2 separate regions of the Homo sapiens genome follow, and region 2 is linked to region 1. A link is a loop called in an ENCODE intact Hi-C map of the cell type or tissue named here. Cell type or tissue: MCF 10A. All regions are shown on one strand. Links, peaks and the distances in the headings refer to the core of each region. The heading gives the core; the rest is flanking DNA.

The links. Peaks named below come from ENCODE experiments on the same cell type or tissue, not always from the same donor. Only the 100,000 strongest peaks of a DNase experiment are listed, where the experiment ranks them.
Region 2: it touches region 1 in a loop (2.7-fold over the local background); 1 of 110 quality-filtered maps calls a loop at or near these places.

What each region holds. Positions count from the first base shown.
Region 1 is chr1:214,920,403-214,924,807 of GRCh38, forward strand. No RefSeq gene overlaps it. Among named protein-coding and RNA genes, the nearest start is that of KCNK2, 160 kb to the right of the region's middle. In MCF 10A, for the core only: no CTCF peak of the experiment used is centred there; no DNase peak of the experiment used is centred there.
Region 2 is chr1:214,863,315-214,867,719 of GRCh38, forward strand. No RefSeq gene overlaps it. Among named protein-coding and RNA genes, the nearest start is that of KCNK2, 220 kb to the right of the region's middle. In MCF 10A, for the core only: no CTCF peak of the experiment used is centred there; DNase peaks (open chromatin) are centred at 1,797 and 2,227.

The DNA of each region.
Region 1 (4,405 bases), core at 149-4,148:
TGAAACAAATATAATTCTCTTTACAGTTGATGGAAAAGTTTCATCGGAGGAAGAAATAGTTTTTATGGAAATAAGCCTTGGTATGCCTGCTTGGGGGCAGCAGAATCACACCAGGCCAGGGAGGCAGGAACCTGACATCAGAGCATGGATGTGAACACATTGTTCTGTCTGATAGAGAGGAAGCCTTTCACAGCTCTCAAGGCTATTCCAAGAAGTGTGGAAGTTTCAGTGGTACAATGGGACAAAGGAGACCAAGGAGCAAGAAATAAGTGAATGGCCAAAGTGAATGGCCAACGGGCATTTTGAAAAAAAAAAAAAAAAAATGCTTCCTATTGCCATCAATTTGCATCATGGGGATATAACCCTTTCTATTAGATTGGTAATGGCAAAAACCACAACTACTTTTGTGCTAACCTAATACGTCTTCCCTAAGAAATCTTCAGTGTAGCTTTCAAAACAAAATGATCAAATATATAAAACAAAACAAAACAAAAATCCAAAAAACAAAAGACTTGGTATTAATAAAAAAAATTGTGTGTGTGTGTTTGAAACTGAAAGAGAAAACTGGACTTCCTTTTAGGATTGATGTTGAAAGAAATCAGAAGCTTCAGAGACTGAGGAGGCCAGGAAACAAAATGTCCCTGGACATTAGCGGAATTGCTGCAGGATTTTTTTCTAAGCTCCTGTAAGTTTGTAGTTGCAATGAGCTCCTGTTAACAAAAGACAGAATAACAAGAGAAAAACAAATTTATTGACCTGTGTATTTCATGTTTACATGGGAGACCCCCGCAAAATCAGTAGTTATCAAAGAGGTGGCTTTGAATTCCAGCTTATATAGCATCTTCAACAAAGTAAAGTTTTAGAGAAGTGGCAAGACAAAGGAAAAGGGCTTTGAGTCTCTACAGCAGCAATTTGGAGGAAGGAAAAAAACTGGCAGATTAAAGGCTGTTTAGTAGAGCTTCTTTTTTTTTTTTTTTTTTTTGAGATGGAGTCTTGCCCTGTCACCTAGGCTGGAGTGCAGTGGCGTGATCTCATCTCACTGCAAGCTCCGCCTCCTGGGTTCATGCCATTCTTCTGCCTCAGCCTCCTGAGTAACTGAGACTACAGTCACCTGCCACAACGCCTGGCTAATTTTTTTGTATTTTTAGTAGAAACATGGGGTTTCACCATGTTAGCAAGGATGGTCTCGATCTCCTGACCTTGTGATCTGCCCGCCTCGGCCTCCCAAAGTGCTGGGATTACAGGCGTGAGCCACTGTGCCTGGCCAGTAAAGCTTCTTAATACAAGTTTCTCTGGTATCATCTCTGGGCTGATAAGGGTCCAAAGCTATCTTCATCGGTTAACTTTTGTTCTCCCTGATAAAAAAGGAGAGGCACAATAACTTTTGTCTTTATAAGTCTATGCTCTGCTTTTGGGCAAACAGAGAAAGGGCAGAGAGCTGTCCTGTATCTGCTTCCTCTTGTCTTCAGCTCAACAACCCTTCAAATTTTGGGGTGGCATATTTTTGTCTCCCACTACTCTTTGGGAAGAACATGGATTTTGTGGGGTAGAGGGGGTGGTTCAAGGGGATTTCTATTGTGTAGTTAGGCAGAGTCAATGCTGCTGACACCTGAGTTACACTTTGGTCACATAGTCAGAGCCATTGTGCTTTCTAAAGCACAAATACATCTTTTACAAAAATCTTCATTGACTCCCTGAAGTGTCAGGATAGAATCTAAATTTCTTTTCAGTGAACACATGATTGGCTTTCTGTGCCACTGTCTCTTGCCATTTTCTCTTCAGTCTCTAAACTGTCATTAGGTGTAGCTAATGGACATGTCCTAAACTTGATTCTCTGTGCACAGATGCCCACCTCCTCTTCTTTGTCTTGATAAGGCCATCTTTTGATAAATTTAAAAATGTTTTTCCTATCCTTTCACTCTTCCTGTGCCCTTCCTCCTTTTTTTATTCACCTGATACGTGAAACATCTTCTACTAATTCATCAAATTGGAAGTTAGAGGAAGTGGATTTTCATTTCTTTGAATAACATTTCATTGCATATGTGTCAAAATATCTGAATGGATATGTAACAAAACACACATCAGTGACGTGAGTTGGAGAAAATAACATTCATTGGGATTCTTGGGGGAAGCACATGTTTGGAAGAAACTCAGTAAGTATGCTTATGTAATTAGGATGGTACCTAAGTAATCAAACTCTAATTATGTATATTTGAAAAGACAATTACAACGCAACGTGGAAGTTATGTTGGAAAGGGTTTGCAGGAGGTCTTAAGGGATTACATAAAAAGGACCTTGACCTATTTTTAGAGGCCAGAGAACTCCACTATTTTTGAACCCTAGGCCCCTGGATCCACAGGACACTGGAAGTTATCTTCCGTATTTGCAGAAGCCAATAGAAACAACTCATTTAGTATGGCAAAGCTGCCCATGCTAATTAAAATGTCAAGTTTTTTGCTTTAGCCTGGAAGTATAATTAGCACACTCTGGAAATATTAGTTATCCCAGGCTGATTAGAAGCTTTGATCAGTAGTTATATCTTTGATGAATAAGACTCAACAAATGAATTAATTTACTTAAATGAAGTTTGGTAAATAGAAAAATCTTTGAAAACATGAGGTCTCTGTGGAAATACAAGAAAAAAGGTGTCTAGTGCCAGGAAAAGCTCAGAAAATCTGTACTTAAGAACCTGCTTTGTACCTTGAGAGCCAGATAAAGAATGGCATTTGTTTATATGATAGTAATTTGCACATTTCAGCTGGGCTTTGCCTTTCCCAGAGTGGATTTGGTCCCCTTTCCACATTTGGCTCATTCCAAAGCAGTGAGGCAAACCTGCACAAGCAAATACTTTACCCCCATCGAAATGTTAGCTTCCCCAATCCTAATCCATAGAATAACCCTGTTTCCATTACACTGAGCAGCAACTCAAGGGAGACCTGTCTGGTTAGCTTGCATTTTGTACTTGATTAACTTGGCAGTATGGTCAAGCTGCAAGAGAGTGCAAAAAGAAGAGATTTATCTGCTTTGTTTAACACAGAGGAGACTTAACTGCTTGATTTATCTGCTTGCCATCACTATTAAGATGGATGAGAGTCAATTGTGTTGGGGCAGTAACTATACCTTCTGCACCTGGGCCAGCAGTGACAGCCCCACTAATGTTGACATATTTATGAACACTCAGTTGTGTCCAGAATGTGACAATTTTTCTACCCAATCCCTTCAGTGTAGTTAAAACACAGACTTCAATAATAAATATAGAAATGTAGAGAAGGAGGATGTGAGGACTAGAAGGTTTTGGAGGTACCATTGAGGGGTCAGCTTTCACTTCCCTATGTGACCTGGGCAAGTCATCTCTCCCAGGCCTGCTTTCTTCTTCTATGAAGTGGGAATTCTAACAGCTATTTTGTTTTAAATTAATTTAGGTAAAGTCCCTTAGAGATAGACAGATGCTTTCTTAATATGTGAGCTTGCCTGACTGTGCCCAACTGCCATATTAAAAATACCCACCCCCAACTCTCCTGGCCTCACTCTGTAGCTTCTCTTCATACACAGATATCCGCTCATTTCTCTAAGGAGAATGCCTACTTCTTAGACTTCTATTATGACTGCTGTGATAAAGTGTAATTTCAAATTAATATTTATCTGTTTTTTGTTTCTCTGATTTAAGGAAAACCTGTCTATTTTATCATCCTCCTGGTGAGTTCCATTTGCTTCTCTGCAGAGTGCAGGTGCAACTTTCATTTGTGACAATGGGAGCTCTTTTTTTTGAAATCAATTGAAGGGAACCCCAGCTGGGGAAGAGAAGAGCATCAGGGAAAAAACAAAAGTAGAGACATTTGCTCTGCAAAATATTCCAGGCCCTTTGGCTCTTCCTCGGGCACTCCCTTGTGTGGGATGGCCCTCAGAGTGGGGCCAAAGTGGGAACAATCTCCCGGATCCTTTGGCCTTAGGACACTTTGAAATTTTTTGCTATAATTTTCCATAAAATAATACACTTCCACAGCAGATGGTAAAATCTTTAAAATGGTTTCACATCGATTATCTTGTGTCTCCTAGCAGCTCTTTGAAAGGAGACATGAAATTCTGGAGCTGAGATGTAGCTGGAGGTCATTTAGGTTAATATTTTTCTCTTGCAGCACAGGAAGCCCACCCTAGAGACGTTAACAGGTAAAGATCTGGGACCAGAATCACCTCTCCCTAGTTCTGATTCTGTGCCCTTTATTGAACAACACAGCCTTATCACCTAAACAATTCCTCCCTCGCTCTACTTCCCATTAGGGAAAGGCACATTCTGACTTCTAGAGTTTGTTCTAAATTTTTTGCAGGCAATGGAACTGAGAGTTTTAAATTTCTTCTATATATAAAAACAAGGTTTTGATTAAGCAGTTCTTACTCCAGGGTGTTC
Region 2 (4,405 bases), core at 176-4,175, 57 kb before region 1:
TGGCTGTATACAAAGTGACTTCCTTAATAGCTTAGACTTTAATGTGACAGAGAAATGAACTTCTGTCTATATAAGGCATTTTAAAAGTTAGATCTCTGTTACAACAGGCAAAACTTGGCTAATAATAGGTGAGAATCTCCTTAACTCAATAAAGTATATTTTAAAAGTTTCTACGAAAACATCATATTCAAAGTTAGAGTATTTTCTTTAAGATCGGTAGTGACCACTATAATCACATATACTTAACATTTAACTGAGAGCCTTAGAGCAATAGGGCAAAAACAAAAAATAAATTTTATAACAAATAGAAAGACCAAAAAAAGCTGAGTGATATGGATTAGCTCTCTACCTTTATCAGATACTCGAAACAATCTGAAGAATGTTAGAATTAATAAAAGAGTTCATTAAGTTTACTGGGTACACAAGTAATATACAAAGCATATAAGAACATATAAAGCAAATAGAGCTAGAAAATATAATTATGAAAAAGTATTTATAATTACAAAAAAGATACTTTGAGAATAAAAATTACTAAATATGAGAGCTGTATAGATAAAATAATAAAATAATAAAACTTAATTGAAAGATTAATTATTAGCTAAATAAAATGAAAGAGATTCTCATGGATAGAAAGAATACTAAATAAAAGTCAATTCTCTTCTAGTTTATATAAGCATATTTACATGTGGATATGTATATATTTATATATGTGTGTATATACACACATACATATGTATTTTTATATATATTCAATGCAATTGCAATAAAAATCCTGGTAGGATTTTCTAGTGGAACTTTAAAAGACAATTAAAAAATTACATGGAAGTGCAAAAGACCAAGAATAACAAAAACATTCTTGAAAAGCAATATTAGTAGAGTCTCCTAACTAGATATCAAACTTTTTCATATAAAGTTACAGAAAGTAGAGCACAGGGATAAAATAAGTGACCAGTGAAATAGAATAGAGAGCATAGAAACAATCACAGATATAGCTGAAACTCTGATTTATAATGAAGGTGCGATTGTAGATTATGCAGAAAGGATGTCTACTCAGAATACAGTATGTTACTAAAACAATTCGTTTTCTCTATGGAACAAAAAGAAACACGAACATGAATCCTTACTTTATGCTACATAGTAAGACCATTCTGAAATGCATTAAGACCTTGAATGGAAAAAAAAGAACCAAAACTTTTAGAAGAACACATGAGCTAACAATTGGTTAGTGGAGTGGTCCTTAAAAAGTGAGAAAAAGCACAAACCATAAAACAAAAGATTAATAAATTTGACTATATCAACTTTAAATTTCTGTTCATCGAAAGAGACCATAATGAGACTAAAAAGAGAGATTCCAACCTGGTAGAAAATATTTGAAACAGGTATTACTAATAAAAAATTCGTATACCAAATACATAAAATGGCTACAAATTTATTGAATAAATGCAACTGCCCAAAAAGGGCAAAATAAACATTAATTGGGTTTGAACAAAAAAGAGGAAACAGGATTGAACAAAAAATGGAAAGAAGAAATTAGGATTGAACAAAAGAGGCCATCTTGAACGGCCAAAACAAGAGAAAATATATTAAACAAATGTGTATCCAAGAGAATGCAAACTAAAAGTGCACTAGATTGGATAATGCTAAGTATTGGAGAAGCTGTGGTCAAATGGTAAGATTATTAATTTGGTGAACCAGTTTGGTTAAAAACAGAAAAATTCACAATAAAGTTGAATGTCCACATACCTTATGACAAAGTCATTCCACTCTTGTGTATGTTGTAAGAGAAATTCTTGCACATGTGCCAGGGACTTGCATAATATCATGAATATCAGCATTTTCCCAATACCAGAAAATAGAGAACAACTCAAGTATTCACTAACCGGAGAATGGATAAATCAATTTTAGTGCCTCAATTGAAAGGAATACTATGTATCAGTAAAAATAAATGAGTTATTACTTTAAGAATCAACCTGAATGAATGCAAAATCATTACTGTATTAAAAGAAATTTTCAGAAGAATATGTGATTATGATTCTGCCTATATAAACTTTCAAATTAGGTAAAACAAATAAAATTGTCATTTAGAGATATGTGTATGGATGCATGGCAAAGGTAGAAAGAAAAGCAAGGCACTGATTAACTCATGATTCAGTTATTGGTTATGTTTGGTGAATGGAAGTGCACGTGCTCAAGGAGGTGCATAGAGGGATTCAAAGACATTAGTCATGCTGTAATTTTTAGGCTTAGAAGCTTTTACAGTGTGTTTGCTTTTAACTATTCACATACGTTAAATACACTCCTCTGAATGATGTGTTACACAATTAAAAAGTAGAGGTTAAAGAAGACTATCTCTTCATTGCTTTTACTCCTTGTCCCTCCAATTCATTTCGCAAAGCATCACATTCTGGCTCATGATTCCCACTATTTTCCTGAAACTGTTGCCTCTGGGATCACCAATAACTTTCTAATTAGTAGATGCAAATATATCTCACTTGAATAAGAAATCACCCTTTCTTGCAACATTCTCTTCTATTAGTATCTCTGGAAAGCCACTCTCCCATTTCTTCTCTGCATTTAAAGAAAAAAGAAGTAAAAAGTCACTTCTGAAGGTTAAATTAACTTTAAGCCATAAAAAAATTATTTGCCATATTTTGCAAATTGTATTTGAGTAGCAAATATTTATTAAGCACACACTATATACAGAGCATGGAAAATTCAGAAAACAATCTCCATTCTCAACTCTGTTCTTTGGCCCATCATGTATGGTATTATTATGTTGTTGCATTGCTATAGAGAAATACCTGAGACTGGATAATTTATAAAGAAAAGAAGTTTAATTGGCTCATGGTTCTGCAGGCTTTACAGGAAGCATGGTGCTGGCATCTGCTGGGCTTTTGGTCAAGCCTGAGGGCATTTTCAATCATGGTGGAAGGTGAAGAGGAAACAGGTACATCGCATGGTGTGAGCAGGAGCCAGAAAGAGAGCACACATGAGAGAGAGAGAGAGAGAGAGAGAGAGAGAGAGAGACAGACAGACAGTGGGAAGGTGCCACACACTTTTCAATGACCACATCTCTCAAGAACTCACTTGCTATAGTGAAGACCGCACCAAGACATTAGGTATATGCTCCCATGATCCAAACACCTCCCACCAGGCCCCACCTCCAGCATTGAGGATTACAATTCAACATGATATTTGGCCAGAGACAAATATCCAAAGTATATCAGGTATTATTTAGCAAAAATTAATAGTTAGTAGTCATATTATAAAGGCAATTGAATGTGATATAGGAGTTAAAGAGAAACTACTAGGGCAGATAATAAGGGTATGGGAGTCCTCGGTAAGGTTTTCCTTTTTAATGAAAAGAAGCCCCCAAATCATTTTCTAACAAAGAACAGCCTGTAAAATTGAGCTGCAGACATAGACAAACAAGTTGGAAGCCTGCACCCATGAATGCTGGCAGAAAAAAGCTACCTGGTACTAGACATGTTCACAATGGCTTCCTTCCCTTGGTCAGCTATGTGTAAGGTAAGAGCAGACAAGATGGTGAAAAGGCCACTTGCATAATAAGATTAGGGCAGGGTGACCAGCCTTTCCCGAACGCTATGTAAAACACCACATCACACCTGGTTGAACCAATCTGTGGGCTCTACATAAATCAGAAACCGCCTCCTCAAGCCTGCCTATAAAATCTGCTGTGGTCCCCCCAGGCCACCTTTTCCCTTTTGGATGCCTCGCTCTCACAAGAGAGAAAGTGCTGCTCTCCTCTCTCTTTTCTTCTACCTATTTAATTTTTGCTCCTTAACCCACTCCATGAATGTGTGTCCATATCCTTAATCTCAGTGCGCGAGACAATGAACCCCAGGTATTTACCCCAGACAACAATGCCACTTCAAATGTATCAGTTTTAATGTGAAAATTACTATTGTGTTTGCATAATACAGTTTTGAGTTTCAAATTAGCAAACATTCAAAATTAGAGTTTTCCCTAAATGGGTAAACACCTGATCTCTTTTCTGAGGCCTACTAGATTTATATTTTGGTTTTTATAAATATGTATGGGAAGTTTATATTAAAGATTTTGTAATTGTCGATCCTTTCATTTAATTAAACATTTGAAAGGGTGCATTTTTTCCACATTCATAAGTGTTCATACGGATTTCCTCAAATTTTCCAGAGAAGAAAAAATAACTATATTTGAATGGAGCTAGAACATGGAATGGAAAGTTTCAGTTCAAAAGGCATTTTTTTCCATCAAGTTATGAACATTTGAACATGGAATTATAATTGAAACCATTTTGTATACTTCACCATCAAATTCATTCTGAAAATAATGTTTTACTATTTTAAGCAACAGATATAGAAAACTCCCACTGGTCCACAGAATTTATTAAATGTCTGCAATG